Regions from separate parts of the Homo sapiens genome. Here region 1 is linked to region 2. Evidence: chromatin loops called from intact Hi-C (ENCODE). Cell type or tissue: right lobe of liver. All regions are shown on one strand. Each heading gives the region's core, and the rest is flanking DNA. Links, peaks and the distances in the headings are about the cores only. Region 1 overlaps PNMA8B (PNMA family member 8B). Region 2 has its middle 14 kb from the start of HIF3A.

The links. Peaks named below come from ENCODE experiments on the same cell type or tissue, not always from the same donor. Only the 100,000 strongest peaks of a DNase experiment are listed, where the experiment ranks them.
Region 1: a loop joins it to region 2, with 2.7 times the contacts of the local background. A loop is called at or near these places in 72 of 110 quality-filtered maps.

The regions. Positions count from the first base shown.
Region 1 is chr19:46,477,004-46,493,039 of GRCh38, reverse strand. PNMA8B (PNMA family member 8B) reads left to right here. Exons shown (of 1, transcript NM_020709.3): 1 at 1-1,849. Among named protein-coding and RNA genes, the nearest start is that of PNMA8B, 11 kb to the left of the region's middle. In right lobe of liver, for the core only: CTCF peaks have their summits at 3,418 (motif pointing left) and 5,009 (motif pointing right); a DNase peak (open chromatin) is centred at 5,039; H3K4me3 peaks cover 1,772 bases; H3K27ac peaks cover 397 bases; H3K27me3 peaks cover 1,875 bases.
Region 2 is chr19:46,274,407-46,290,757 of GRCh38, reverse strand. No RefSeq gene overlaps it. Among named protein-coding and RNA genes, the nearest start is that of HIF3A, 14 kb to the left of the region's middle. In right lobe of liver, for the core only: CTCF peaks have their summits at 8,177 and 9,815 (motif pointing left); DNase peaks (open chromatin) are centred at 6,757 and 9,817; H3K27ac peaks cover 322 bases.

The DNA of each region.
Region 1 (16,036 bases), core at 1-8,000, 210 kb before region 2:
AGCCAGGGGAAGAGATGATTCCAGAAAGGAAAGTCTGAGAGATAGAAGGCGGTTGGGAAGGGGAGGAGGAGGAAAGGGGAGAGGAACGGTGGGAGAAGGGAAAGAGGAGGAGGAGGGGGAGGGGGGAGCAGAGGGAAGACACATGCCAGCCCTGCCTACTGGGGCGCCCCTGATAACAAAGGAACCAGCCCCAGGCCAAGGCCACCTGCCCCTGACCACAAGTTGAATTTGTCACTCAGACTGCAGTGTTTCCCAACATTCTAATTATTTGCAGAGGTGTTCAATTTGGGGTAATTCACTTAAAATCCAGTTTTGGTTCTTCTGGGCTGAGTGGGCCCTGGCCCCTCCCATAGGCTGTGGCTCCCCTGGGTGCCCCCTCTCCAGTGGAGCTGACCCACCGCTCAGCGCTGGCCTTGCAGCCCTTACTAAAAGACTTGAAAGTCCCTGGGTTCACCCCCTGAGTGAATTAAAGGCCAGAGGGGCCCCGAAGGGCACTGTGAGGGACAGAGGCTCACCTGGGCAGTGCAGAAGCCGGCCGCGTGTCCCTCCTTACAGGGGATGAAATGACCTGGGGAGGAAACCCCAGCCCTGCCCTGGAGGTTCCAGAGTAGGCGGGCCGGTGCTGTGAGGCTTCACAACCTGCTGTCCCAAGCACGCTTGAGTTGTATGTGAGTCTGTGCCGTGCCGTGCCGTATGCTTCAGCTCCTGCAACCCCGGCTGAGCTCGATTTTTACCTAAATATCAGTCTCCACGGGACCCCACCTTCATTCATGCCTTCTTGTCCCTGGGGCAATGTGTGTGCTTCCTCGTCCCAATTTCCATTCCCTGGCAGTGAGGAGCCCATCGTGCCAGGGGGCCCTGCCCCACTTGTCCCTGGGAAGGAATAGGAGGGTTTGGGTGTGACCTCACAGTCCAGACCAGACTGTCCCAGTCCTATGTCAGGGACACCCAGATGTAGAAGCTGACTGAGACCTGCTGCAGGGCGTGGGTGCTCCCCTCTGCTTGGAGGCTGTCCCTGGACAGTGACCCACCCACTGAGGACCAGGCTGGGTGTACCTTGAGCTGGGCACAGCAGCCTGTGGTGTTGCCTGTGGGTGGGGAGGGCCCCAGGTGTGCTTCTCCCGTAGCAGTCCTAGGCTTCTCTCCCTGTGCCCTGTGTCACCTGGATCCTCCAGTAAAGTGAAATTCAGCACTGTACTCTCTCTGTGCTCTGGGCAGTGGGGCAGGCGGGGTGTGGGAGCGTGGGCCACAGATGTCCACGGTCTTGACTGTGGTTTGCCCAGAATACCTGGGAACTGTCCTGTCACTGGTTTACATACACTGTCCTTTGCTGCTTCGGGATCCCTGCCTGGCTCTCCCTACCCCCCAGCATCATCTCACCCCTTGCAGATCTGAGCCAGCTTCCACTCCCACCCCTGATGCCTCCCCACTTCCAGCCTCAGCTCCGAAGCCCCTGGACACCCATGGAGACCCCGCCCAGCCAATCCCCACCCTAGCTTCCACCCAGATACACTCTGCCAGGCCACAGCTGCAGGCACTCTCCCCCCAGCCTCCACCCCTCACCTGTGCCCTGGACCTCAGACTCAGCTTTCCATCCTACCTGAGTTTTCTGCCTCCCTCCATCCTGTGTCCCCCCACCATACATGGCTGCCAGAGACGTCCTCTTAGAAGTCACACCTGGGGTCTGATTGCGTCCCTCGCCTCCCCAGATCCCCCAAGGTCTCCTTCCTGTGCCGTCATATCTGCAGTTCTTAGGACTGTCTAGACATGCTTTGTTCAACTAGGTAATCACACGGGGTAAATTGGATTTAAATGTAATTAAGATTAAATAAAAATACACATGCATGTCCTCAGTCTTCCCAGCCACGTCACAAGTGCTCAAGAGCCACACGTGGCCAGTGGCTACCGCATTGCACGGTGCTGGTGCAGGACATGGCCATCGCATGCAGCTCTCCCTCGCAGCTCAGGTCTACACACTCCACCCCCATCTCACCCTCTGCCTTGTTTCCCACTGCCCTCTCTGTGTCTCCTGTGGCTTCAGCCACCCAGGTCTCTGGGACACACCAGGCATATTCCTGCCTCATGGCCTTTGCACTGCTCTTCCTGCAGCCTGGAGTGCCCTTCCTTGGGCTATAGGCGTGGCTCCAACCTTCATGTCACTCAGACCTTTCTTCAAATGCCACATTCCTAGGGAGGGCTTCCCTGACCACCTATAAAAATGTAACTCTTTGTGGCCGGCCAGGCACGGTGGCTCATGCCTGTAATCCCAGCACTTTGGGAGGCCGAGGAGGGTGGATCACGAGGGCAGGAGTTCAAGACCAGCCTGGCCAAGACGGTGAAACCCCGTCTCTACTAAAAATATAAAAATTAGTCTGGTGTGGTGGTGCACACCTGTAATCCCAGCTACTTGGGAGGCTGAGGCAGAAGAATCGCTTGAACCTGGGAGGCAGAGGTTGCAGTGAGCTGAGATCGTGCCACTGCACTCCAGCCTGGGTGACAGAGCAAGACTCCGTCTCAAAAAAAAAAAAAAAAAAGGAACCCTTTCTGCACTTCCTCCCTTTATTTTTCAGAGCTATGACTGCCCCCTGGCACACCGACTGTACTTGTCAGGGAGGTTAATAGAGGAAATTGGTGACTGGGGTATTGCAATCAGGAAGTGCAAAAACAGGGAGATCGTTTTGTCCCAATATTAGCAATGCAGGGAGCTGCTCCCTCCCGAGGGCTGGAGGAGCCACTTGGGAAAGGCTGGTGATCAGAGCCCTAGTGTAGGACTGCCAAGTTCCACGCACGGGGCCGGCTTGCTTGAGGAGAGACCCGGGAGCCCCTGGTTCACCGCAGTGACCGCCAGCTGCTGCTGCCACCACGGCCTGAGCATTCCCCCAAATGGCGTCCCTTTCCTCCTGCTTTCAAACTCCCCCCAGCGCCCCGTGGGCTTGCAGCAGCAGCAGCCCCTGCAGAGGGCCCTGAGCGGTGGCTGTGGGGACCTATGCGGCATGGGGGCAGGTGGGCGTGGCGGGGAGAGGCGCGGCAGAGCGGCTTAGGGCCAGCTCCGTAGGGAAAAAGTGTGGCTTGGCCTTTCCCCTTCGTGTCCCCAGCCCCAACACCGTGCCTGGCACGCGGCGGCGGCTGTTATTTGTTGAATGACTGACGGTCGGAATGAACCACGCGGACTGGGTGAGTCAGATCCCAGATAGGCCTGGTGGGGAATGTGCTGGAAAGAAACATTGTTTTCATTCCCTCATTCCTGGAGGGAGTGCTCCGGCGGGGATGGGGAGGAGTGTTTGGGGTCGAAGGAGCAGCCGCGTAAAGGCCTTGAGATCCTGCAGGGAAGGGTCCCGGTGCACAGAGACCAGCACAGGCTGCAGCAGCCGGGTCTGTCCCGCGCGTGGAGCCTCTGGCGACGGGTGGAGCGGAGCGCGGTTGCCCCCTCCTGGGAGAGAAGGCGACTGTCTGGGAGGAGCCCTCAGCGCCATCCGCGCAGTCCATGAGATTTATCCAGGGCTGGCGCGTCCCAGGCCCTGTTCTTGGTGCAGGAAACAGGACCCTCCCGCAGGGAGCATGCGGTGGGGAGGCTGGGGTTACGCTCCCTAGATGAGGACGAAATCCATGCATTAGGGGGTGAGACCTGCTGGGGGACAAAAGTCCGGCAAGCAGGGGGCCCGAGGAGGGCCGGGGCAGGAGAGGGTTTGCAGTCGTCATAAACGGGCCTGGGAAAGTGGCCTGGGAAGCCCTCACTGAGAAGGTGACAAGTGTAGTGGCGCGATCACGGCTCACTGCAGCCTCGAATTCCTGGGCTCAAGCGATCCTCCCACCACTTCAGCCTCCCTCTAGAGTAGCTGGGACCACAGGCACGCGCCACCAAGCCTAGCTACTTTTTGCATTTTTTGTAGAGACGGGGTCTCTGAATGTTGCAAAGACCCGAAGGACGTGCGGCCGGCGGTTGCCTGGGGGAAGTCCATGACCGGGGTGTAGGAAGAGCCAGGGCAAAAGCTTCCCAAGCCAAGGGTATGACTGTAGGGGGTTATTAGCGTGTAATTACTGCCCCTCCCATGCCAGGCTAAGTGCTGGTGGAGTGGAGGCAGTGACGCCAAAGAAGGCCGCCTGCCTCCATGGTGGTCGCTGTCTGGCTGGATTTTCACCTGAGGCAGCAAATGAGCATGAAGAGGTCCCTGGAGTAGGGCGTGCAGACTGGCAGGGCCTCAGGGCCTCGTTAAGCGCTGGGGAGCCATGGGAGGGATTTGAACAGGAGAGGGAGAGGTTTATGCTTTAGGTCTGTCGTGTGCAGGGTGCAAGGCTGGAGCAGGAGGAGGCTGGGGCGGGAACCTAGGGGACAGGCCTAAGGCTGGACCGGCGCAGGGTGGTGGGGATGGCAGGAAGTGGTTGAAGAGTTTTCAGGAGCCTGATTTCAGCTGACCAGGTGACTGGCGGGCTGAGGTTGTGTGTGTATGTGTTTGTGTCTCTGTGTGGATCTGGGGGTGGACACATTCGAATGTATATGTCTGTGCGTCTTTATTGGCTCTGTAGAGAGGAGGGCAGGATGAAGGAGGGAAGAGGATGAAGGCAGATTTTCACCCTCATTTCCCAGATAGAGAAACCGAGGCTCAGAGAGGCAAGGAAGGGAGCTGGAACCCACGTTTGTCTTACTCTACGGCTCCCTCGAATAATCGGCCCTCCCGGCCCCAGGGGAGGGACGGAATGGTCCTCCCCCAAGGATGAGGCCAAGGTATCCTGGGGTCCAGACCCCAGACCCTCCCTCACCTCTTCCCTCTCCCCCCTCCCCCGCCACCTCCCCACCGCGAAGAATCCCGGGGTCCAGACCCTTTCCCCTAGAGGCTGAACTTGTCTTGGCCCCTCGGCCTGCTTAAGCGGGAAATGAGCGATCCCCAAACTCTGGGAATGTGGCCACGTCCTAGAACTGCGCCGCAGACGACGACCCTTCCCTTTGCCCCCGCAACCTACGACTCCAGAGCAGGGGAAGAATCCGCGCGAGTTGCGATGCCCGCTGATTCCACCAGGAGGCACCCCAGTTCCGCCGTTTAAAATCGTGGGGCCACGGCGCTTTCCCCAGCGCTTTAAAGGGACAACCCTCCCTGGTCTTTGAACGCCAGGCTGGGGAAAGCGGACTTTCCTGCAGGACAGCGGTTCTCAAAATCAGGTCCTGGACCTGCGTCAACGTCTCCTGGGAACTAGATACACATTCTCGGGCCCACCCTAGACCTACAGAACCCCTTTGGGGGTGAGGTCCAGCAAGCTGCATTTTCAAAGGACCCCCAGGTGCCTGCGATGCGGGACTAGTTTGAGAACCACGGCTGTGGCGTCTGATGGTCTCTAGGACCCCTAGGGTCGCGGTTGTGAGCCCCGGCTGCCCATTGCTTGGAATCACCGGGGAGCTTTAGGGACTGTTGCTGCCCCAGCCGTGCCCTGCACCATTCAGAGATTCCGAGAGCGGCTGCCGAGATCTGCAGGCTGGACATGGGCTCTGGGTCATTCCAGGGGCAGCCGGGGTGGGCACCGCTGCCCTGGGGTCCCTGTCAGGGCTGAGGTGTGCAGTGAAGAGCTGGCCGCCGCTGATACGTAGCAGAAATAAGACGAGATGACCTCACAAACACATCACACCCTCTTCAGTCCCCTGGGCAGTGCTGGCAGGAAAGCTCTGCTGTGATCCCCATTTCCCATGAGGATGTGGAGGCACTGAGAGGTCAAGTAATCAGCCCAAGGTCACACAGCTTGCAAGGGGCAATGCTGGGGGAGTCAGGCAGCGGGGCTCCAAACCCCTCCTCCCATCTCTAACCATTTCCTCTTCTCTTGTCACACCCAGTGAGCCTGGGAGGGGGACCCAGAAAGCCCCCCTCCCCCAACCCCTATCTCAGGGTAGCATCTCTTCCCTTCATGTCTGTGTTCTGGAATCACCTGTGGCCTCTCATTTTTCTCTTTAGTGACAGTGAGGGGTGGCTGGACTGGTCCAGATGAAGGCTGATTTGGAGTCAAATCTCTGGTTTTCTGGGGCGTTTGAAACCATACCCCAGAGGCATCAACTGGCTACCTCAGGGGAACTGGCCCTGCAGGCTCCATTTGAAACCCCCTTGATTTGAAAATATTGACGCCTCTGTTCGCATCTCATCTCAAGTTACCCAAGGGCTCCTTGCACCCCTGGGGCCTCACTGGATGTCACACTGAAGATGCTGGGAATGGAACGCAGAAAATAGTATGTCCACTCAAGGGGGAAACAGAGACTCTAGTGGGAGACAGATTTGCCCAAAGTGTCAGGGATACTCAGAGGGGGTGGGAGGATCAAAACCTTGTGTGTGATTGACACGTGTGTCTCTTGAGTGTATGTGTGTGTGTACACTTAGGGGTGTGTATGTGAATCCATGTCTGAGTGTCCCAGTGTGCATACAGGTGTGTGCTCACCCCTCAGCCATTAGGGTGTGTATGGGTGTCCGTGTCTATGTGAGTGAATGTGTGAGTGTGTGCATGAGTAGGTGTATGTGTCTGCACATAGTGTGGGTGTCTGTATTGATCTGTGTTTGTGCATAGGCTTGTATGCATGTGTGTGTCTAGACTGATGAGTCTTGGAGCATGGTGTTTAAAATTGTGGGTTTAGGAGTTTGTGAATGCTTTTTTTTTGAGACGGAATTTTGCTCTTGTCTCCCAGGCTGGAGTGCAATGGTGCAATCTCAGCTCACTGCAACCTCCACCTCCCAGGTTCAAGAAATTCTCCTGCCTCAGCCTCCTGAGTAGCTGGGATTACAAGCACCCACCACCACGCCTGGCTAATTTTTTATTTTATTTTTTTTTTGAGACGGAGTCTCACTCTGTGGCCCAGGCCGGAGTGCAATGGCGCAATCTCGGCTCACTGCAAGCTCCGCCTCCCGGGTTTGTGCCATTCTTCTGCCTCAGCCTCCAGAGTAGCTGGGACTACAGGCGCCCGCCACCACACCTGGCTAATTTTTTTGTATTTTTAGTAGAGACGAGGTTTCACCATCTTAGCCAGGATAGTCTTGATCTCCTGACCTCATGATCCACCCACCTCGGCCTCCCAAAGTGCTGGGATTACAGGCGTGAGCCACCGCACCCGGCCCAGTCTGCTTTTTAGAAAAGTCTCCTGGTTCATTAGAAAATGAAGATGTGTCAAATCATTTCAGCCGCACCACTGAACGGTGGTATAGTTTAATCAGTGACATTTAGCAAATGATGGCTTTAATACACACAAAATGTAAAGCAACACAACCACCGTGGTGCACGAGATGATTGGGTTCATAAAGAGTGAGGATTTCTAGCACACCACAGGCTGGCATGGGCTCAAGTTTTAAGCATCAAGGTGGCTTCACTGTGTTGGCAAAACAGCCCGGGCCCTGCAAATGCCCACAGATAGGAGAGTGGCCAAGTGAACCATGGTCCAACCACACAAGGGTTCTTCTGCAGTCTTGAAAGGACGGACTGGAGAGTTTCCACTGGGACCTTTTGAGTGAACACAGTGAGATGCAAGAAAAGTTCATACACTATGACCCTTTCCCCTTTATTTGATAAAAAATGAAATACTCCCAACAACTTCTGTACGTATCTGCATAGGTGTCTGTATTAGGATTTATTGTTATTATTATTATTATTTTGAGACGGAGTCTCACTCTGTTGCCCAGGCTGCAGTGCAGTGGCACGATCTCGGCTCACTGCAACCTCCGCCTCCTGGGTTCAAGCGATTCTCCTGCCTCTGCCTCCCAAGTAGCTGGGATTACAGGTGTTCCCACCGCCACACCCAGCTAATTTTTGTGTTTTTAGTAGAGACGGAGTTTCACCATGTTGGCCAGGCTGGCCTCAAATTCCCGACCTCAGTTGATTTCGCCCGTCTGGGCCTCCCAAAGTGCTGGGATTACAGGTGTGAGCCACTGCACCTGGTTGTACCTTTCCTCTTACTAGGACCCAGTCATTGGATCTACAGCCCAACCCAATTCGGCATGATCTCATCTTCACTGAGATTCTGAGTGGACATGAACTTTGAGAGACACAATTCAACACAGCACAGCCCTGTTCTAGAAGCTGGGGGCACACCAGAGCAGAACAGATAGAAAGGCCCCACCCGCAGAGCTGATGGTCTGTTAAAAAGACAAGGACAATAAACGGGGTAAAGAAATAAGCTATCTATTGTGTCAACCTGAAAAAAAAGACATCAGAGAAAAATGTCTTCTGATAGCAGGAATGTATTCAGGAGTAAGCACAAAGGATTGTAATCCAGGATGCAGGGCTATGGCAAGCCACAGATGCGTCTGAGGAGGGGGGACAAAGAGAGGCTTTTCCTGGCCAAAAACAGAAGCTCACATAAGCTGTTTGAAAGCAGAGTTTCTTGATTTCAGAGGCTCAAAACCAGAGTTGGCGTGATTGGTGGAGATGCTGTTACCGGGTAGGTGTTCTTTTTTTTTTTTGAGATGGAGTCTCGCTCTGTCATCCAGGCTGGAGTGCAGTGGTGCGATCTTGGCTTACTGAAACCTCCGCCTCCCGGGTCCAAGCAATTTTCCTGCCTCAGCCTCCCGAAGAGCTAGGATTACCGTCACACAACACCATGCCCAGCTGAATTTTTTGTGTGCATTTTTTTTGGTTTTGTTTTGTTTTGTTGAGATGGAGTCTCGCCCTGTCCCCCAGGCTGGAATGCAATGGTGTAATATCGGCTCACTGCAACCTCCGCCTCCTGGGTTCTAGCGATTCTCCTGCCTCAGCCTCCCACGTAGCTGGGATTACAGGTGCACGCCACCATGCCTGGCTAATTTTTGTATTTGTAGTAGAGACGGTGTTTCACCATGTTGGTCAGGTTGGTCTTGAACTCCTGACCTCAGGTGATCCACCCACCTCAGCCTCCCAAAGTGCTGGGATTATAGGCGTGAGCCACCGTGCCTGGTCCTTTCGTGTGTATTTTTAGTAGAGACGGGGTTTTGCCATGTTGGCCAGGCTGGTCTTGAACTCCTGACCTCAAGTGATCCGCCTGCCTTGGCCTCCTTTGCAAAGTGCTGGGATAACAGGCATGAGCCACTGCACCCAGCCACTTCCAAGTATTTTTAATGCATATAAAGTATATATGAATAGGTGCATTTTTTCCTTACTTTCGACATAAATAGTAGCATCCTATGCATAATGATCCTTACTTTGCTTTTTTCACTTAACATTGTAGCTTGGACATCTTTATCAGCACATTGAGATCTTCCTCATGCCTTTTTTTTTCTTTTTAACAATTGTGTAGTATTACACTGTGTGAATGAACCATATTTGAAAATCAGTCCCATTATTGGACATTCAGGTTGTTCTCCATCTTTTCTCTTATTTTCTTTCTTTTTTTTTTTTTTTTTTTTTTTGAGACGGAGTCTTTCTCTGTTGCCAGGCTAGGGTGCATTGGTGCGATCTCAGCTCACTGCAACCTCTGCCTCCCAGGTTCTAGCAATTCTCCTGCCTCAGCCTCCTGAATAGCTGGAATTAACAGGCGCATGCCACCATGCCCAGCTAAGTTTTGTATTTTTAGTAGAGATGGTGTTTCATCATGTTGGCCAGGCTGGTCTTGAACTCCTGACCTCAAGTGATCCTGCCTCAGCCTCCCAAAGTGCTGGGATTACAGGCATGAGCCACCGCGTCTGGCCTGAGTTGCTGTGTATAAAAGAAAGCAAGGAGGCTGGCAACTCATCATGGTTTTAATAATATCTCTGATGATGAATGATATTGAGCATCTTTTTATGTGCTTTGAATGAACAGACATATTTTTAGAATCTAGCCTTAGTTTAAGTTTGTAGCTATATGAAATAAAGATATGAAACTCTTGCATCCCCCAATTAAAACATTTTCCTTAATTTTAATAGTGAATCTTTACATAGAGCCAACAAGGTGTCCTATTTTGGCCCCAAGGGGGCTGTTCCAAACACTTTGTATGAATGAACTCATTTCATCCTTACAGCATCCTCACATGGATGATAATTATAGCTTACATTTATTGGGTACTTGTGATGCACCATTCTAAGACCATTACTTGAATTGACTTCTTTAAGCCTCACCTCTTTATGAGTTTGGTACTAGTCTAATAGTTACCATTTTATAGATGAGGAAACTGAGGCACAGAGAAGTTAATTAATTACTTGTCCAAAGCCACACCACCAGGAAGTGTTGACACCCAGGGAGTCTGACTGCTGATATGACATTCCTTTGTGTGTGTGTGTGTGTGAGTCAGGGTCTTGCTCTGTCGTGCAAGCTGGAGTGCAGTGGTGCAATCACAGCTCACTGCAGCCTCGAACTCCTTAAAACCAATATTCTAACTTTAATAAGCAAAACGTTCTACAGTGAAATGGTAATGATATATGTGCAGCAGAATGATGGGTGATTTTCTCCCCATATTTATCAAGTTTTTCTACAGTAATCATACATCACTTTTGTGGTCAGATAAAGAATGTCTATGGCTGGGCTCGGTGGCTCACGCCTGTAATCCCAACACTCTGGGAGGCTGAGGCAGGTGGATCACCTGAGGTCAGGAGTTCGAGACCAGCCTGGTTGACATGGTGAAACCGAGTCTCTACTAAAAATACAAAAATTAGCCAGGTGTGGTGGCACGTGCCTGTAATCCCAGCTACTGAGGAGGCTGAGGCAGGAGAATCATTTGAACCCGGGAGGTGGAGGTTGCAGTGAGCCGAGATCATGCCATTGCACTCCAGCCTGGGCAACAAAGCGAGGCTCTGTCTCAAAAAAAAAAAAGTCTATATAAATGGTGCTAGGGAAAAAAACAAAACAAAAGCAAGTAGACTAAGTAGGGTGGGATGGACGTGGAGCATTTTAATGGAAATACTGGGTTTAGCCAAGGGGAGGGAAAAAGAGGAAAGATGTCCAAATGATTCATTTTTCTCTTCAACCTCTAAGCTAAAAACTTTTCCCCGGGGTGAGTGGGTGGCCCTGAAAGATGGCCTCATTCCTGCAGAAATCTTGTTTCAGTTGGCAAAAAATCTCTCTACTCTTGGATCATACGTTTCTGTTCCTAATTAGGGTGACCCCTCGGTCCTAATGTCCTACCTAACCTATTTCCTTGCATTTAGGGCTTAAATTTATGTAATTCTTTTTTTCTTTTTGTTCTGTTTTTGTTTTTTTGAGACAGAGTCTCACTCTGTCGCTCAGGCTGGAGTGCAGTGGTGCAATCTCGGCTCACTGCAACCTCCGCCTTCTGGGTTCAAGTGTTTCTCCTGCCTCAGTCTCCCGAGTAGCTGGGATTACAAGCGCCCACCACCACGCCCGGCTAATTTTGTATTTTCAGTAGCGATGGGGTTTCATCATGTTGGCCAGGCCTGTCTGTAAATGTATGTGATTCTTATTTCCTTTGTGTGACATCTTCCAAGCCCACAAGACGATAAGATTCCGCCCATAACAAGAGAATATGATCTCTCTCCACATAACACAATGTAAACTCTTCATTACGTTTATTAAATTTGGCTTGCCAGTTTTTCTCCTGTGTTACCTCTTCAAGTAGATATTTATAACTTTTGTCAAACATAAATATACATTTAGAATTCGAGAAATATGATACAAACCTTCTTTAAAAAAAAATAAAGAGACTCATTTGTTCTCTTTCTTTTCTTTGGCCAAGGATTTCAGACAAAAATCAGGAATCATCACCAGCCAAGACTGTGTTCAGACCACGTGACGTCTTCCAGGCACCAGGAAGAAATACGACCAACCTCCGTAACAAATGAGAGAAACTTCACCTGACTGTGTTTTGTGCATTTGGTTTATGAGTCGTTTTAAAAACGTGTACTTTTACTGCTGCGTTCAGGTTTTCAGCCATAGAATATTCTAGAAAAAAATAGTGATAACATTTATTTCACCGCTATAACCCTGAATGTGTAGCTGTGTTTTTTAAAAAAACATTTTTTTACAATTGTAGAATATGTAACATGCCTCCAGAAACGTGCCCTAAACACAAATATATAATTTGGCAAATAATTACATAGCAAGTCCTATGTTACTGTCATCTGATCTAGAAATCATCGTCCTCCCAGAAGCCCCTCATGTGCTCTGGCCATCTCAAATCCCTCCCTGCCCCAGGGATAAATAACATCCTGTTTTGTGATAAACGCTGCCTTTTCTATACACGTGTATGCTTATTAACAAACTATGAATTTCTCCACACGGTAGATTTGATTATGTTTGAATCTTACATGAATGTAATCCTATTGGTGGATTGTTTTTAATGTATGTGTGTGTGTGTTTCAGAAAAAATACATTAAGAAAAGAAAAGGACATGGGGCCTCTCGGTTTCCTGGCCACAATTCCTCACTTGGAATGTTGTTCCCTCACTGTAGAGAGTGGAGACAGCTGCTGGCGTTTTTTCTGTCAGAAGGAAATTCAGGGCCTGCAGCTGTGGCTGTAACCCGACCACCACCCCCGCCTCCCGCCCCAGCTCAAAGGAGAACACATCTCTTCTCCCGCCGCATAATCCTAAGGTTTTATTGGTTATTTCCAGAGAGAGAGAGAGAGCTAACTCAGAACGGCCCAGGATAGAGTTGCTAGGATTGTGGCATAAAACTACTGGACTTTATGTTCTTAATGTTTTGTTTGTTTTTTGAGACGGAGTCTCGCTCTGTCACCAGGCTGGAGTGCAGTGGCGCGATCTCGGCTCATTGCAACCTCCACATCCCAGGTTCAAGCAATTCTCCTGCCTCAGCCTCCCGAGTAGCTGGGACTACAGGTGCCTGCCACCACGCCTGGCTAATTTTTGGATTTTTAGTAGAGACGGGGTTTCACCATGTTGGCCAGGATGGTCTTGATCTCTTGACCTCATGATCCACCCGCCTCGGCCCCCCAAAGTGCTGGGATCACAGGCATGAGCCACTGCACCCGGCCGTTTTTAATTTTTTATCTTACAAATAGACACAGGGTTGGTGGGAGGGCAGGTGTCTCCCTATGTTGCCTAGCCTTGAACTCTTGGCCTCAAGCAATCCTCCCATCTCGGGCTATTTTATTTTATTTCATTTATTTTATTTTATTTTTTGAGACAGAGTCTTGCTCTGTCACCCACGCTGGAGTACAGTGGTGTGATCTTGGCTCACTGCAACCTCCACCTCCCGGGTTCAAACGATTCTCCTGAGTCTCCTGAGTAGTTGGGATTACATGCATGGGCCACCATGCCTAGCTAATTTTTGCATTTTTAGTAGAGACGGGGTTTCACCATGTTGGGCAGGCTAATCTCGAACTCCTGACCTCAAGTGATCTGCCCGCCTCAGCCTCCCAAAGTGCTGGGATTACAGGCGTGAGCCACTGCAACCAGCTGACACTGTAACTTTTGAAAAGCATCATATTTTATTTATTTTTTGTTTTTTGAGACGGAGTCTCACTCCGTTGCCCAAGCTGGAGTGCAGTGGCACAATCTTGGCTCACTGCAAGCTTCGCCTCCCGGGTTCACGCCATTCTCCTGCCTCAGCCTCCCGAAGAGCTGGGACTACAGGCGCCTGCCACCACATCCGGCTACATTTTTGTATTTTTTTTTTAGTAGAGACAGGGTTTCACCATGTTAGCCAGGATGGTTTCGATCTCCTGACCTCGTGATCCACCCGCCTCAGCCTCCCAAAGTGCTGGGATTACAGGGGTGAGCCACCGCGCCCGGCCATATTTTCAAACAAGTTAAGAAGTCACACCTGAATCCAAGCAACATAGATGTCTGTAGGGCATCAGCCACCAGCCCTTCTCAGCTCTTCATTTGAAAGACCGGAAAATAGAGAACGACCTGCATAGCCATCCATAGGGGACTCGGTAATTAACCTATGGCAGTGGCTGTCACATGTGTTTGATCATGATCCGTGATAAGAAATACATTTTGCTGTGACCTAGGAGACACACACACACGTAGATATAATAGAAAATAAAGCCAGGCATGGTAGCTCACACCTGTAATCCCAGCACTTTGGGAGGCCGAGGCGGGCAGATCACCTGAGGTCAGGAGTTTGAGACCAGCCTGGTCAACATGGTGAAACCCTGCCTCTGCTAAAAATACAAAAATTAGCCGGGCATGGTGGCATGCACCTGTAATCCTCGCTGAGATCGCACCACTGCACTCCAGCCTGAGTGACAGAGCAAGATTCTGCCTCAATTAAAAAGAAAAGAAAAGAAAAGAAAAAAAATAATTTAAAAAAGGAAACTCTGCAGCAAGAAGGGGCTCTCACAGAACAAATTGGACAGAGCCAGCCAGGTTGAGTCACAGAACCACCATGATGGGTTGTTGCAACTGACTCAGGAGGAAACATCTAGGCGGGATCCCAGAGCCCCCTGGACTTTCTTTGGGTTCAGTGTTTATGGAAACTCTGTGGGTTCTCACTGAACATACACAGCAGGGCAAAATAAAAACTCAAAGGTGAAACACAGCGGAAGAGGATGGAAGGAGAACCCTAAACTGGAAGTGCAGAGATGGAGGGGAGGGTTGGGGCTGCAGGGATGCTTTGTCATGGAAACCACAGTGCCAGTTGTTGCCTTGGAAACCACAGCACATCGTGTTGTCATGGAAACCACTGTAATGATTCCTGTTAAGGGTGCTTGAACTATTTTTAAATCAGCTAGCAATCACTGTGGCTCTTTAATGGGAGAGCAGGCAGGCAGCTGACTCCACTTCACACACACACGCACACACACATATACACACATAGTTGTACCTTTATAATATTTAGGCTGAGGCAAAATTAATTGCAGTTTTTGCCATTGAAAGTAATGGCAAAAACATGGCCAGATGCAATGAAATGGCTCATGCCTGTAATCCCAGCACTTTGGGAGGCTGAGGCGGGAGGATCACTTGAGCTCAGGAGTTTGAGAGCCTGGCCAACATGATGAAACCCTATCTCTACTAAAAGTACAAAAATTAGCCAGGTGTGGTGGTGCACGCCTGTAGTCCCAGCTACTTGAGAGGCTGAGGCAGGAGAATTGCTTGAACCTGGGAGGCAGAGGTTGCAGTGCGCCACTGTACTCCAGCCTAGGAGACAGAGCAAGACTCTGTCTCAAAAAAAAAAAAAAAAAAAAAAAAAAAAAAAAAAAAACCAGGTGTAGTGGCTCATGCCTGTCATCCCAGCACTTTGGGAGGCTGAGGCGGGTGAATCACCTGAGGTCGGGAGTTCGAGACCAGCCTGACTAACATGGAGAAACCCTGTCTCTACTAAAGATGCAAAATTAGCCAGGTGTGGTGGCACATGCCTGTAGTCCCAGCTACCTGGGAGGCTGAGTCAAGAGGACTGCCTGAGCCCAGGAGATGAAGGCTGCGGTGAGCTGTGATTAAGCCACTGCACTCCAGCCTGGGTGACAGAGTGAGACCCCATCTCATAAAATAAAATAAAATAAAATAAAATAAAATAAAATAAAATAAAATAAAAATTGTGGAATATTCCAAACTCAAAGTCAAGAATAGAGAATTGACTGGGCACGGTGGCTCATGCCTATAATTCCAGAACTTTGGGAGGCTGAGACAGGAGTTGGAGACCATCTTACCCAACATAGTGATACCCTGGCCCTACAAAAAAATTTTAAAAATTAGCTGGGCGTGGTGGTGCATGCCTGTGGTCCCAGCTACTCAGGAGGCTGAGGCAGGAGGCTCGCTTGTGCCCAGGAGGTTGAGTCTGTAGTGAGTTGTGATCCTGCCACTGCACTGTAGCCTGGGAGATAGAGCAAGATCCTGTCTCAAGAAGAAAAAAAGCTGGGTGTGGTGGCTCATGCCTGTAATCCTAGCACTTTGGGAGGCCGAGGCGGGCGGATCACGGGGTCAGAAGATCGAGACCATCCTGGCTAACATGGTGAAACCTCATCTCTACTAAAAATACAAAAAATTAGCCGGGCGTGGTGGCGGGCACCTGTAGTCTCAGCTATTTGGGAGGCTGAGGCAGGAGAATGGCGTGAACCCGGGAGGTGGAGCTTACAGTGAGCCGAGATCGCGCCACTGCAAGCCAGCCTGGGTGACAGAGCGAGACTCCGTCTTAAAACAAAACAAAACAAAACAAAGTACAAAAATTTGCCAGGCATAGTGGCGGGTCCCTGTAATCCCAGCTACTTG
Region 2 (16,351 bases), core at 5,604-13,603:
TTCTCCTGTCTCAGCCTCTCGAGTAGCTGGGACTACAGGTGTGCACCATCACACCCAGCTAATTTTTTTGTATTTTTTATAGAGATGGGGTTTTGCCATGTTGGCCAGGCTGGTCTCAAACTCCTGACCTCAAGTGATCCAACTGCCTTGGCCTTGCAAAGTGCTGGGATTACAGGCATGAGCCACTGTGCCCGGCCTGAGTTAGGTTTTAAAGAAGGGAAAAGTCTTCAACTAGGAAAGAGCTGGAACTTCCCTAGTTTACAAACCACCCCAGTGAAAAGATTTGCTTTGCTTACAGATCTGCAATCTGGGCAGGGCTCAGCAGGTATGGCTCATCTTTGCTGCACTTGACACCCCTTGGGGTGGCTTAAAAGGCTGTGGACTGGAATGATCTGAAGCTTTCTCACTCACCTGTCTGGCAGTTGATGCTGCCTATCAGCTGGGACCTCACCTGGGCCCTGTGGCTGGAACTTCTACTTGTGACCTTTCCCTGTGGCTGCTTGGGCTTCCTCATATCATGGCAGCTAGGTCCCAGAGGCCAGTGGTGGGGAAGGGGTAGGGAGAGGGAGGCTGAGAGAGAGAAGGGAAGGGAAGGGAAAGGACAAGAAAAAGCCGTGTCTGCTTTTATGACTTAGCCTTGGAAGTCACACAGGCATATAGTGTCACTTCTGCACCCCCCCAACCCTTTTTTTCCCCTCTGTCAAGGCAATCACAAAGTTCTGCCCAGCTTCAAGAAAAGGAAAATACTCTGCCTTTTGATGGGAGGGGCAAGCTACCACAAGGGAGAGCATGTGAGACTCAAAATATTACTGTGACCATTTCCAGGAAATGTCAACTGCCACACTCTTCATAGCACCGTATCTAGCTATGAAGCACAATATCTAGCTAGGTCCCATAGCCCCTGGGACCTAGCTGCCATGATGTGAGGAAGCCCAAGGAGCCACATGGAAAGGTGATAAGTAGATGTTCCAGCCGCAGGTGCCAGGTGAGCTCCACCTATGAGTGGCAGCCTGGAGGTGGAGTCATAGGCCTTGGGATACTGGGGAATAAATGCTTGTCTTATTGACAGGGAAAGAGGGTTCAGCAACAAAAACTCAGACCTGTGCATGAACCCAGTTCTGATAAGCCAGTGTTGCTGGCCATGGTCTCCTGCACATCTTCATGGATATTCTACTTACCATCAGGTCTGGTTATCTTTATTGGGTATGACTCACATCCTATTGGCCACAGGAAGTCACATGACCAACCCTGACCTCAGTGGGTCAGGGAATGTATTTGACATACTCAAGAAGACATGTAAAGTCACATGGTACAGTCATGGATGTATAATTCTATAACAAGTAGGAAGGGTGAGTTCACTTCTGTTGACTCATCCTCCCTACTGCTCAAGGCTGGGGAGAATTGCTCCTGACCTATTCATAGCTACCTCTTGTGATCGGATTTTATCTCCAGTCTCCCCTTGCCCAACTCTGACTCCTAACAAGGTCCTTGGATTTAAAAAGTCCAGCTGCCACCCCTGGAACACTGCCAGGGGCAGAAAATCCCTCCAAACCCAAGCCAAGGCCAACCCAGAATCAGGTGATGGAAATAAACAGCACCAGTTCCAAGCATGATGCACAGATCCTGTGCCAAGCGCTGTCCTGAGCCCTTGGCATTCCTGTTCACATTGGAATGTCACAGCAGCCCCATTAAGTGGGCTCCAATGTTTTCCTATAGTGGACTCTGGAGCCAGGCTGCCTGCATTCTAATCCCATCATTTACCAGCTGCAGAACCTTGAACAAATTACTTAACCTCTCTGTGACTCATAGAGTTAGTTCCGTCCGTCCGTCTGTCCGTCCCTCCCTCCCTCCCTCCCTCCCTTCCTCTCCTTCTCTCTCTGTCTCTCTTCCTTCCCTTCCCCTTCCCTTCCTTCCTTCCTCCTTCCTTCATTTCTTTTTTTTTTTTTTTTTTGAGATGGAGTCTCACTCTGTTGCCCAGTCTGGAGTGCAATGGCAATCTCAGCTCACTACAACCTCTGCCTCCCATATTCAAGTAATTCTCGTGCCTCAGCCTCCCGAGTAGCCGGGATTACAGGTGTGCGCCACTATGTCCGGCTAATTTTTGTATTTTTAGTAGAGACGGGGTTTCACCATGTTAGCCAGGCTGGTCTCGAACTCCTGACCTCAGGTGATCTGCCTGCCTTGGCCTCCCAAAGTGCTGGGATTACAGGTGTGAGCCACTGCATCTGGCTTATTTCCTTCTTTTGAGAGAGGATCTTGCTCTGTCGCCCAGGCTGGAGTACTGTAGCATGAACACAGCTCACTGCAGCCTTGACCAGGGCTCAAGTGATCCTCCTGCCTCAGCTTCCTGAGTAGCTGGGACCACAGGCGCAGACCACCACACCCAGCTAATTTTTAAAATTATTTGTAGAGACAGGGTCTTGCCATGTTGCCCAGGCTGGTCTGGACCTCCTGGTCTCAAGCGATCCTCCCATCTCAGCTCCCAGAGTGCTAGGATTACAGGCGTAAGTCATTTCTTTTTCTTTTTTTGGAGACAGAGTTTCGCTCTTGTTACCCAGGCTGGAGTGCAGTGCTGTGATCTCGGCTTACTGCAACCTCTGCCTCCTGGGTTCAAGCGATTCTCCTGCCTCAACCTCCCGAGTAGCTGGGATTACAGGCATGCCCCACCATGCCCCGCTAATTTTGTATTTTTAGTAGAGATGGGGTTTCTCCATGTTGGTCAGGCTGGTCTCGAACTCCCAACCTCAGGCGATCCGCCTGCCTCGGCCTCACCAAAGTGCTGGGATCACAGGCGTGAGCCACCGCATCTGACCGAGTCATTTCTGAAAAGTTCATTTGATTAAAAAACAAAACAAAACAAAACAAAAACGCCCTCATGGTAGCTTGAATTATTGTTTCCAAATCTCCACTTCCTCCTTGTTATAGAATTATACATCCATGACTGTACCATGTGACTTTACAGGTCCTCTTGAGTATGTCAAATACATTCCCTGACTCACTGATGTCAGGCTTGGTCATGTGACTTCCTGTGGCCAATAGGATGTGAGTCTCACACAATAAAGACGAGACCTGATGTGTCTGCTGGTGGAAGGATGCAGACCTAGGAAGTATTTTCACCAAAATAATTGAACCTGAAATTATTCGGCTTCCACGTGTAACTACTGGTGTACAGGAAAGGCAGGGAACAGAGGAATATGTTAAACAATGCCATAAAGAAGAATCGATCATATATAGACTGGGGTAGACTATCACGGGTGCCCAAACTTTTGTCTTCCCTGGGCCACATTGGAAGCAGAAGAATTGTCTTGGATCTCACATAAAATACCCTAATGATAGGTGATCGCTTAAAAAAAAAAGGTCCATGGCTGGGCGTGGTGGCTCATGCCTGTAATCCCAGCATTTTGGGAGGCTGAGGCGGGCAGATCACCTGAGGTCAGGAGATGGAGACCATCTTGGCCAACATGGTGAAACCCTGTCTCTACTAAAATACAAAAAATTAGCCAGGCATGGTGGCGTGCACCTGTAGTCCCAGCTACTCGGGAGGTTGAGGGTTGAGGCAGGGGAATTGCTTGAACCCAGGAGATGGAGGTTGCATTGAGCTGAGATCACGGCACTGCACTTCAGCCTGGCGACAGAGCAAGACTCTGTCTCAAAAGGTCTGTGTATAATTTTCGTGATATCTACTACCACAGATAAGCAAAAAAGGAGGTGGTTGTATCACTTGAGACCAAGAGTTTGAGACCAGCCTGGCCAAGATGGAGAAACCCCGTCTCTACCAAAAATGCAAAAATTAGCTGGGTGTGGTGGCGCACGCCTGTGGTGGCAGCTACTCAGGAGGCTGAGCCAGGAGAGTCGCTTGAACCTGGGAGGCGGAGGTTGCAGTGAGCCAAGATCATGCCATTGCACTCCAGCCTGGGCCACAGAGTGAGACCCTGTCTCAAAAAACAGACAAATAAAAAAAAGATAAGCAGAAGAGTCAGTCCATTTAAAGGGTTGGACACCCATGCTAGACCATGCTGTCCAACAGAACTTTCTATGATGATGGAAATGATCTGTATCTAAATTGTTCATGTGGCTACTGAGCACCTGTAATGTGGTGAGTGTGACTGAGGAACTGAATTTTTTATTTTTTCAGGTAGCTCTTTAATATTATCATTTCGAGACAGCATCTCACTCTGTTGCCCAGGCTGGAGTGCAGTGGTGTGATCATGGCTCACTGCAGCCTTCACTGCCCAGGCTCAGGTGATTTTCCCACCTCAGCCTCCCACGTAGGTAGGACTACAGGTGCATGCCACAGGGCCTGGCTAATTTTTTAATTTTTATTTTGTAGAGATGGGGTCTCGCTGTGTTGTCCAGGATGGTCTTCAAATCCTGGCCTCCCACCTTGGTTTTCCAAAGCATTGGGATAACTGGCATGTGCCACCTCACCCAGCCCTGACACAGAACTTCTGAGCTTCGTTGGGTTTAAAGTTTCTCTCTTTTCTCCTCTGTTTTTTTTTTTTTTTTTTTTTTTCAGACGGAGTCTCACTGTATCGCCCAGGCTGGAGTGCAGTGGCGCGATCTTGGCTCACTGCAAGCTCCGCCTCCCGGGTTCACACCATTCTCCTGCCTCAGCCTCCCAAGTAGCTGGGACTACAGGCACCCACCACCATGCCCGGCTAATTTTTTGTATTTTTAGCAGAGACGGGGTTTCACCGTGTTAGCCAGGATGGTCTCAATCTCCTGACCTCGTGATCTGCCCGCCTCGGCCTCCCAAAGTGCTGGGACCACAGGCGTGAGCCACCGCGCCCGGCCTCCTCTGTTTTGATGATGAAAGGCTGTCTTACTTTCTTGTAGCTTGCTGAGCGCCTGCACTGGAAGGAGTTTGGTGGTGTGTCCCAGGAATCCAGGAATTGGGAGAGAGGGTTGTCCCATCATAACGAGGATGGGGCAGTGATTAAGAACATTAGTTTTTGAGTTTGAGAGACCTGGGTCAAATCCAGGCTCTGTCACTTACGTGGCATATGGCTTTGGGAAAGCTACATCCTGTCTTTATGACTCAGTTTTTCCCATCTGTATAGTGGGATCATTAGTTCTTACCCATAGAGACTGTGGTATGGATTAATTAGATCAGGCATGTGAGTGCTTATCACAGTGCCTGGCCCTCGTCTGTTCAAAGTATTTGTTGCCATTTATTCATTCATTCAAGCATTTAATTTTTTTATTAGATAGAGAAGATATCTCAGTATGTTGCCCAGGCTAGTCTCAAACTCCCAGACTTAAGTAATCTTCCCACCTTGGCCTCCCAAAGTGCTGGGATTACAGGTGTGAGACACTGCACACAGCCTCATTCTAGCATTTATTTATTTTTTTAGAGATGAAGTTTTGCTCTTGTTGCCCAGGTTGGAGTGCAATGGCCCTATCTCAGCTCATTGCAACCTCTGCCTCCCAGCTTCAAGGGATTCTCCTGCCTCAGCCTCCTGAGTAGCTGGGATTACAGGTGCCCGTCACCACGCCTGGCTAATTTTTGTATTTTTAGTAGACACGGGGTTTCACCATGTTGGCGAGGCTGGTCTCCAACTCCTGACCTCATGTGATCCACCCACCTCAGCCTTCCAAAATGCTGTGATTACAGGCATGAGCCACCAAGCCTGGCCCTCATTCAAGCGTTTATGATGCGTCTGTTCTCTGCCAGATACCGGGACACAACTTAATCAGAATGGCCTCAGCCCATCGAGGGGCTCCAGCCTGGAGGGTGGATGTATGGGGCTCAGATGGACACTTTCACACCGAGTGTAGATGCGTGTGCCCACATCTATATATGCCCATGCATGTGTCAATGGCACACAGGCAGGTGTCATGTCACTAGCTGCCATCAACACACAAGTCAGTATCCACCCATGTGAATTCTGACAACTACATGTGTCAGTACATGCCATCGTGTTAAGATCTGTGTCTTAGCCTTAGGCGTGCCTTGATAGTAGCATGGTTACCGATGACGGCACGTGGACGCATGTTGGTGCCGATAGTGACTGATACTGACACCTGTACACACTGGGGTTCTTTAAAGAAGAGCAGCTGCCTTTAATAAAATGTGAGTGCTGGGCTGGGTGTGGGCTCATGCCTGTAATCCCAGCACTTTGGGAGGCCGCAGCAGGTGGATCACAAGGTCAGGAGTTTGAGACCAGCCTGGCCAACATGGCGAAACCCTGTCTCTACTAAAAATACAAAAATTAGCCAGGGGTGGTGGTGTACACCTGTAATCCCTGCTACTTAGGAGGCTGAGGCAGGAGAATCACTTGAACCCGGGAGGCGGAGGCTGCAGTGAGCTGAGATCATGCCACTGCACTCCAGCCTGGGTGACAAGAGCAAAGAGCAAGACTCCGTCTCAAAAAACAGACAAACAAACAAACCTTGAATGCTGAACTCATGTTTATGGTCATCACATGCATGTACGCAAAGGTCTCGTATATGTCACGGTTCCCTGTGCAGATGCTGATGTCTACTTGATGCTGATGCAGGTGACTGCCCTGGACAGCGGTGTGACGGAGACTGTGGCCCTAGTCCCCTGCTGGTGGCCTCAGCGTCTCCCAGGAGGAGAAACTCTCTACAGACTCTGGGTGGCCAAGGGGCCCCTCCCAGGCCCTGCACCCTCACCTCTCCTGCAGGCACCTTTTTTAGGGCTCAGTGAGTAGCTCTTGGAAGCTGGGAGGTATTTGCAAACTTATGGAGCTTCCGGTAATTAGTGGCTGAAGCCAGGGACTCCAGGCATTGTGCGATGCACGCATAGCTCTGGCAAGGAGGGGTTTCCTGTATCCTGTTCAAGTCCTCTTGTACAGGAAGAATCTGTTAACAATCATGGCAGGCCATCTTAGATAGAAACAACAAGAACATTGCACCTTTTTTTTTTCCACTCTGTTGCTCAGGCTGGAGTGCAGTGGTGTGATCATGGCTCACTGCAGCCTCAAATTCCGGGGCTCAAGCAATCCTCCTGCCTCAGCCTCCAGAGTAGCTGGGGCCACAGACGCATGCCATCACACCAGGCTAATTTTTAAATTGTTTTTTTGTAAAGATGGGTTCTCACTATGTTGCCAAGGCTGGACTTAAAATTCTAGGCTCTGACTGGGCCTGATGGCTCATACCTGTCATCCCAGCACTTTGAGAGGGCGAAACAGGTGGATCGCTTGAGCCCAGGAGTTGGAGACCAGACTGCGCAACACGGCAAAACCCTGTCTCTACAAAAAATACAAAAATCAGCTGATAGGAAACAAGCATAAGAAGAAGAAGAAGAAAAAAAAATTAGCCAGGCATGGTGGTGCATGCCTGTAGTCCCAGCTACTCGAGAGGCTGAGGCCAGAGAATTGCTTGAACCTGGGAGGTGGAGATTGCAGTGAGCTGAGATCATGCCACTTTACTCCAGCCTGGTGACAGAGTGAGACTCTGTCTCAAAATAAATAAATAAATAAAATAGGCCGGGCGTGGTGACCCACACCTGTCATCTCAGCACTTTGGGAGGCCGAGGGGGGCAGATCACAAGGTCAGGAGTTTGAGACCAGACTGACCAACATAGTGAAACCCCATCTCTACTAAAAATACAAAAAATTAGCCTGGCGTGGTGCTGCGCTCCTGTAGTCTGCACCTGTAGTTCTCAAATAAATAAATAGAAATAAATAAATCACCTTTTCTGCTGTCTTAAGGAAAGAAAATAAACAAAGCTACTAGGTTTAAGCAACCCTCCTGCCTCAGCCTTCCAAATGCTGGGATTACCAGGTGTGAGCTACTGTGCCTGGCTGCAGCATTTTATTTTATTTTATTTTACTTTATTTGATTTTATTTAGATTAGAGATGGAGTCTTGCTCTGTTGCCCAGGCTGGAGTGCAGTGGCGCGATATGGGCTCACTGCAACCTCTGCCTCCTGGGTTCCAGTGATTGTTGTGCCTCAGCCTCCTCAGTAGCCGGGATTACAGGCGCCCGCCACCATGCCCGGCTAATTTTTTTTTTTTTTTAAGTAGAGATGGGGTTTCACCATGTTGGCCAGGCTGGTCTCGAACTCCTGACCCCAAGTGATCCGCCTGCCTCGGCCTCCCAAAATGCCGGGATTACAGGCGTGAGCCACTGCGCCTGGCCTGTAGCATTTTAACTCACTCTGACTTTTCTGGGAAAGCAACTGTTACACATGGATCAAAGGAACGTAGCACCCTCTTTCGGGCAGAAGCTGATATTGGGAAAGTTCTCCACTTCAGAGAATTGTATGGCCCACGTCTACCCCTCTCATGGTATTTGAATCTCAGATGATCTATGCTGATCACTCAGCCTTGGCTTCTGCCGTAGTCTACATAGACATAGGAACGCTCTTATTTAGTTCTTATTTCAAAATGTTGACTCTAAAGAAAAACAGACTTTTGACTGAATATTGTCTTATTCACCTTAAATACAAACTTTTAATTCATCAAAAGAAGGGATATCTGACTCTGTATGTCTGTGAGCAGAATTGCATTCAAGCTTTGACCTGGCAGGACACCTCTTATCTATGAGAAATGAGAGGCTCACCCTTCATCAGCCACAATTCCGGCCAGGTGTGATGGCTCACGCTTGTAATCCCAGCACTATGGGAGGCTAAGGTGGGTGAATCAACTGAAGTTGGGAGTTTGAGACCAGCCTGGCCAACGTGGTGAAACCCTGTCTCTACTAATAATATGACATTTAGCCGGGTACGGTGGTGCGTGCCTGTAGTCTCAGCTACTCAGGAGGCTGAGGCAAGAGAATCGCTTGAGCCTGGGAGGTGGAGGTTGCAGTGAGCCAAGATCACGCCACTGCACTCCAGGCTGGGCGACAGAGCGAGACTCCGTCTTAACAAAACAAAACAAACACCCCCCCATCCACACACAATTCCAACTTCCAAATAACTCTGAAAAGGTAGAGATTGTTGTATAACTTATTTGGTGGCAAAACTTGACCTGAACTAACACAAGGCTATTTTGGCAATCTTCTATATTTACTCCACGTTTCTGTGAATAGCCCTCATTTCATTGCATAAATGTTGATGTGTTTGATTCCAGGAACTATCCTGAACCCAGTTGGGGCGTTACATTATATGTGCCATAGACATGTGGTACTTTTTTTTTTTTTTTTTTTAATGGAGTCTCACTCTCTCGCCCAGGCTGGAGTGCAGTGGCGCAGTGTGATCATGGCTCATTGCAGCCTCAACCTCCTGGGTCAAGTGATCCTCTTACCTCAGCCTCCTCCGTAGCTGGGACTACAGGTGCACGCCACGACGTCCAGCTAATTTTTAAAATTGTTTGTAGACACAGGGTCTTGCTCTGTTACCCAGCCTGGTCTCCAACTCCTGAGCTCAAGCAATCTTCCCACTTCAGCGTCCCAAAGTGGTGGGATTACAGGTGTGAGCCACTGTGCCCGGCCGATATGTCACTTAAAAAATCCAAACATGACTGGGGGCGGTGGCTCACACCTGTAATCCCAGCACTTTGGGACACTAAAGTGGAAAGACTGCTTGAGGCCAAGGGTTCAGGACCAGCCTGGGCAACATAGTGAGACCCCCATCTCTATCAAGGATGAAAAAATTAGCCGGTGTGGTGGCCTACACAGCATAGTCCAGCTGCTCGGGAGGCTGAGGTGGGAGGATCGTTTGAGTCCAGGAGTTTGAGGCTGCAGTGAGCCACAATTGCACCACTGCACTCCAGTTTGAGCAACAGAGTGTGGACCTGCCTCAAAATAATACTAATAATAGTAATCATAATAATAAAATTAAGGAGTTCTGAGACCATCATTTGGGAGCTGCTGGCAGCTAAGCCCTAACTAAGCCTGACACGCCCTCTCGTGGCAGAAATTAGGATGACTCTGATACTATACTTACATATGAGGGTCACATTGGCTACATATTTTAGTAGCCTGATTTCTTTTTCTTTCTCCTTTTTTTTTTTTGAGACGGAGTCTCGCTCTGTTGCCCAGGCTGGAGTGCAGTGGCGCGATCTTGGCTCACGGCAGCCTCTGCCTCCCAGTTTCAAGTGATTCTCCTGCCTCAGTCTCCAAAGTAGCTGGGACTACAGGCGGGTGCCACCACACCCAGCAAATTTTTTTTTTTTTTTGAGACAGAGGTTCGTTCTTTGTTGCCCAGGCTGGAGTGCAATGATGCCATCTCGGCTCACCGCAACCTCCGCCTCCTGGGTTCAAGTGATTCTCCTGCCTCAACCTCCCGAATAGCTGGGATTACAGACATGCGCCACCATGCCCGGCTAATTTTGTATTTTTAATGGAGACGGGGTTTCTCCATGTTGGTCAGGCTGGTCTCGAACTCCTGACCTCAAGTGATCCGCCCACCTTGGCCTCCCAAAGTGCTGAGATTACAGGTGTGAGCCACCACACCCAGCACCAGTAGCTAGATTTTACATACTAATATCTCCAATTCATTGAAAGATTATGTGCCAGAAACTGTTTTAAACATTTCACATCACATAATTTAAAGTTCTTTTAGACAAGGTCTCACTCTGTCTCCCAGGATGGAGGGCAGTGATGCAATTTCGGCTCACTGCAGCCTTGATCTCCTGGGCTCAAACAATCCTCCTGCCTCAGCCTCCTGAGTAGCTGGGACCACAGGCATATGCCACCACACCTGGCTAATTTTTACTTTGTCTTTTTGTAGAGACAGGGTCTCACTATGTTGCCCAGGCTGGTCTCGAACTCCTGGGCTCAAGTGATACTCTTGCCTCAGCCTACCAAAGTGCTACAGGTGTGAGCTACTGCACCTGGCCTGGCCTTTATGGTTTTAACCCGGGTTTCCGTTATCCTCAATATGATTACTTATTGGATCAATCTCTTGGATCAGCTTGGCTCCTACAGGGAGCAGATGCTGAGAGAAAGGTGGGAGTTGTCTCAGTTCTTCTCATGAGATGTATTTATTTATTTATTTTGACACGGAGTCTAGCTCCAGGCTGAGTGCAGTGGCATGATCTCAGCTCACTGCAACCTCTGTCTCCTGGGTTCAAGCGATTTTCCTGCCTGAGCATCCCGAGCGGCTGGGATTACAGGTGCGTGCCACCACGCCTGGATAATTTTTGTATTTTTAGTAGCGACGGGGCTTTGCCATGTTGGCCAGGCTGGTCTCGAACTCCTGACCTCAGGAGTGATCCACCCACCTCGGCCTCCCAAAGTGCTGGGATTACAGACATAAGCCACTGCACCCGGCCTTTATGAGATTTAATCTTCTGGAAGTGACTGAGTGACAACATGAAGTTGATGCCTTTGAAAGAATTGATTACCTACACTTCCTGAGAGACGGGCGCATGCCATGCCATGCAGGGGAAAGCACCAGGTTCGGTCAGCAGGTGGGAGAGAGAGGGAAAGCCTAGGCCAGGGCCTTTATTGCGGTTTCCATGGGAAAGGCAAGGCAGGGAAGGGGAAACAGCTCAGGATTGGCCGCTTTGAATGATGTCAGAGACTCAAGAATGCGCGGCTGGTCTTCAGTGGTCCAGTACCTGGCCCTGAGTGATTCAGGCAGATTGATGTGTGAGGGTCAGATAGAGGAGGTGGCTGGGGTATGAACTGGGGATGGAATGGAGGGTTTGTAATATGATTTTTGTATGCCTGTAAAGGATTTCGGGGGAGATGTTAACCACTTTGGCTGTGTAGGGGCAAAGAGGGAACACATCCTCAGTCACCCTCTGAAGGTTCACTGAAAATGAAGTGACAAAAGGCAGACTAGTAGAAGAAGGCAGCATATAAATGTATTTTTAACATGCATTGCCCAGGGGACTCACAGGAGACTGATTACCCAATAACCCAATGGGGTACAGATACTTCTTAGCCTTTTTCATAGGGGAAGGGGACATGGGGGAAATATGGCAATTTGCGTGATATTCAGTGATTTTTAGGGGGAAATGAATGGCCCTAATGCTCAGACAATGGTTAGTGTCAGGCCTCTGAGCCCAAGCTAAGCCATCATATCCCCTGTGACCTGCACGTACACATCCAGATGGCGGGTTCCTGCCTTAACTGATGACATTCCACCACAAAAGAAGTGAAAATGGCCTGTTTCTGCCTTAACTGATGACATTATCTTGGGAAATTCCTTCTCTTGGCTCATCCTGGCTCAAAAGCTCCCCTACTGAGCACCTTGTGACCCCCACCCCTGCCAGCCAGAGAACAACCTCCCCCTTTGACTGTAATTTTCCTTTACATACCCAAATCTTGTAAAACGGCCCCACCCCTATCTCCGTTCCCTGACTCTCTTTTCCGACTCAGCCCGCCTGCACCCAGGTGAAGTAAACAGCCCTGTTGCTCACACAAAGCCTGTTTGGTGGTCTCTTCACACGGACGCGAGTGAAATATTTTGGTGCCATGACTCCGATCGGGGGACCTCCCTTGGGAGATCAATCCCCTGTCCTCCTGCTCTTTGTCCCGCGAGAAAGATCCACCTATGACCTCAGGTCCTCAGACTGACCAGCCCAAGGAACATCTCATCAATTTTAAATCAGGTAAGCGGTCTCTTTTTACTCTCTTCTCCAACCCCTCTCACTATCCCTCAACCTCTTTCTCCTTTCAATCTTGGCTTCACACTTCAATCTCTCCCTTCTCTTAATTTCAGTTCCTTTCCTTTTCTGGTAGAGACAAAGGAGACGCGTTTTATCCGTGAACCCAAAACTCCGGCACCAGTCACAGACTCGGGAAGACAGTCTTCCCTTGGTGTTTAATTGTGTGGGGACGCCTGCCTGATTATTCACCCACATTTCAGAGGTGTCTGACCATGTGGGGATGCCTGCCTTGGTCCTTCACCCTTAGCAGCAAGTACCACTTTTTTGGGGGGCAAGAACCCCCCAACCCCTTCTCTCCATGTCTCTACCCCTTCTCCACTTTCCTGGGGGGTAATCACCCCCCACCCCTTCTGTGTCTCTACTCTCTCTTTTCTCTGGGCTTGCCTCCTTCACTATGGGCTACCTTCCACCCTCCATTCCTCCCTCTTCTCCCTGAGCCTGTGTTCTCAAAAACTTAAAACCTCTTCAACTCACACCTGACCTAAAACCTAAACCCCTTGTTTTCTTCTGCAACACCACTTGGCCCCAATACCAACTTGACAATGGCTCTAAATGGCCAGAAAACAGCACTTTCGATTTTTCCATCCTACAAGATCTAAATAATTCTTGCCGTAAAATGGGCAAACGGTCTGAGGTGCCTGATGTCCAGGCATTCTTTTACACATCGGTCCCTCCCTAGTCTCTGTTCCCAATGCAACTCGTCCTAAATCTTCCTTCTTTCCCTGCTGCCTGTCCCTCAGTCCCAACCCCAAGCATTGCTGAGTCTTTCCTCTTTCCAATCTTCCTTTTCTACAGACCCATCTGACCTCTCCCCTTCTCCCCAAGGCTGCTCCTCACCAGGCTGAGCTAGGTCCCAATTCTTCCTCAGCCTCTGCTCCCCTACCCTACAATCCTTTTATCACCTCCCCTCCTCACACCTGGTCCGGCTTACAGTTTTGTTCTGTGACTAGCCCTCCCCCACCTGCCCAGCAATTTCCTCTTAAAAAGGTGGCTGGAGCTAAAGGCATAGTCCAGGTTAATGTTCCTTTTTCTTTATCCCAAATTGGATAGCGTTTAGGCTCTTTTTCATGAAATATAAAAACCCAGCCCAGTTCATGGCTCGTTTGACAGCAACCCTGAGATGCTTTACAGCCCTAGACCCTAGAAGGTCAAGAGGCCGTCTTATTCTCAATATACATTTTATTACCCAGTCTGCTCCTGACATTAAATAAAACTCCAAAAATTAAATTCCGGCCCTCAAACCCCGCAACAGGACTTAATTAGCCTCGCCTTCAATGTGTACAATAATAAAGTATAGGCAGCTAAGTAACAATATATTTCTGAGTTGCAATTCCTTACCTCCACTGTGAGAGAAACCCCAGCCACATCTCCAGCACGCAAGAACTCCAAATGCCTGAACCGCAGCAGCCAGGGGTTCCTCCAGAACCTCCTCCCCCAGGAACTTGCTACAAGTGCTGGAAATTTGGCCACTGGGCAAAGGAATGCCCACAGCCTGGGATTCCTCCCAAGCTCTGTTCCATCTGTGTGGGACCCCACTGAAAATCGGACTGTTCAACTCACCTGGCAGCCACTTCCAGAGCCCCTAGAACTCTGGCCCAAGGATCTCTGACTGACTCCTTCCCAGATCTTCTCGGCTTAGCAGCTGAAGACTGACACTGCCCGATCATCTCAGAAGCCTCCTGGACCGTCACAGATGCTCTAGGTAACTCTCACAGTGCACCGTAAGTCCGTCCCCTTCTTAATCAATACAGAGGCCACCCACTCCACATTACCTTCTTTCCAAGGGCCTGTTTCCCTTGCTTCCATAACTGTTGTGGGTATTGACAGCCAGGCTTCTAAACCTCTTAAAACTCCCCAACTCTGGTGCCAACTTAGACGATACTCTTTAAAGCACTCCTTTTAGTTATCTCCACCTGCCCAGTTCCCTTATTAGGCCGAGACACTTTAACTAAATTATCTGCTTCCCTGACTATTCCTGGGCTACAGCCACACCTCATTGCTGCCCTTTTCCCCAGTTCAAAGCCTCCTTCACATCCTCCCCTTGTATCCCCCCACCTTAACCCACAAGTATAGGACACCTCTCCTCCCTCCTTAGCGACCCATCATGCACCCCTTACCATCCCATTAAAACCTAATCACCCTTACCCCACTTAATGCCAATATCCCATCCCACAGCACGCTTTGAAAGGATTAAAGCCTGTTATCACTCTCCTGCTACAGCATGGCCTTTTAAAGCCTATAAACTCCCCTTACAATTCCCCCATTTCACCTGTCCTAAAACCAGACAAGGCTTACAGGTTAGTTCAGGATCTGTGCTTTATCAACCAAATTGTTTTGCCTATCCACCCCATGGTGCCAAACCCATATACTCTCCTATCCTCAATACCTCCCTCCACAACCCATTATTCTGGATCTCAAACATGCTTTCTTTACTCTTCCTTTGCACCCTTCATCCCAGCCTCTCTTCGCTTTCACTTGGACTGACCCTGACACCCATCAGGCTCAGCAAATTACCTGGGCTGTACTGCCGCAAGGCTTCACAGACAGCCCCCATTACTTCAGTTAAGCCCAAATTTCTTCCTCATCTGTTACCTATCTTGGCATAATTCTCATAAAAACACCCATGCTCTCCCTGCCAATCGTGTCCGACTGATCTCTCAAACCCCAACACCTTCTACAAAACAACTCCTTTCCTTCCTAGGCATGGTTGGATACTTTTGACTTTAGATACCTGGTTTTGCCATCCTAACAAAACCATTATATAAACTCACAAAAGGAAACCTAGCTGACCCCATAGATCCTAAATCCTTTCCCCACTCCTCTTTCCGTTCCTTGAAGACAGCTTTAGAGACTGCTCCTACCCTAGCTCTCCCTGACTCATCCCAACCCTTTTCATTACACACAGCCGAAGTACAGGGCTGTGCAGTCGGAATTCTTACACGAGAATTGGGACCGCGTCCTGTACCCTTTTTATCCAAACAACTTGACCTTACTGTTTTGCCTAGCCCTCATGTCTGCATGTGGCGGCCACTGCCACCCTAATACTTTTAGAGACCCTCAAAATCACAAACTCTGCTCATCTCACTCTCTATGGTTCTCATAATTTCCAAAATCTATTTTCTTCCTCACACCTGACACATATACTTTCTGCTCCCCGGCTCCTTCAGCTGTACTCACTCTTTGTTGAGTCTCCCACAATTACCGTTGTTCCTGGCCCGGACTTCAATCCGGCCTCCCACATTATTCCTGATACCACACCTGACCCCCATGACTGCATCTCTCTGATCCACCTGACATTCACCCCATTTCCCCATATTTCTTCTTTCCTGTTCCTCACCCTGGTCACACTTGGTTTATTGATGGCAGTTCCACCAGGCCTAATCGCCACACACCGGCAAAGGCAGGCTATGCTATAGTACAAGCCACTAGCCTGCCTCTTAGAACCTCTCATTTCCTTTCCATCGTGGAAATCTATCCTCAAGGAAATCACTTCTCAGTGTTCCATCTGCTGTTCTACTACTCCTCAGGGATTATTCAGGCCCCCTCCCTTCCCTACACATCAAGCTTGAGGATTTGCCCCCACCCAGGACTGGCAAATTAGCTTTACTCAACATGCCCCGAGTCAGGAAACTAAAATACGTCTTGGTCTGGGTAGACACTTTCACTGGATGGGTAGATGCCTTTACCACAGGGTCTGAGAAGGCCACCACGGTCATTTCTTCCCTTCTGTCAGACATAATTCCTTGGTTTGGCCTTCCCACCTCTATACAGTCCTATAACAGACCGGCCTTTATTAGTCAAATCACCCAAGGAGTTTCTCAGGC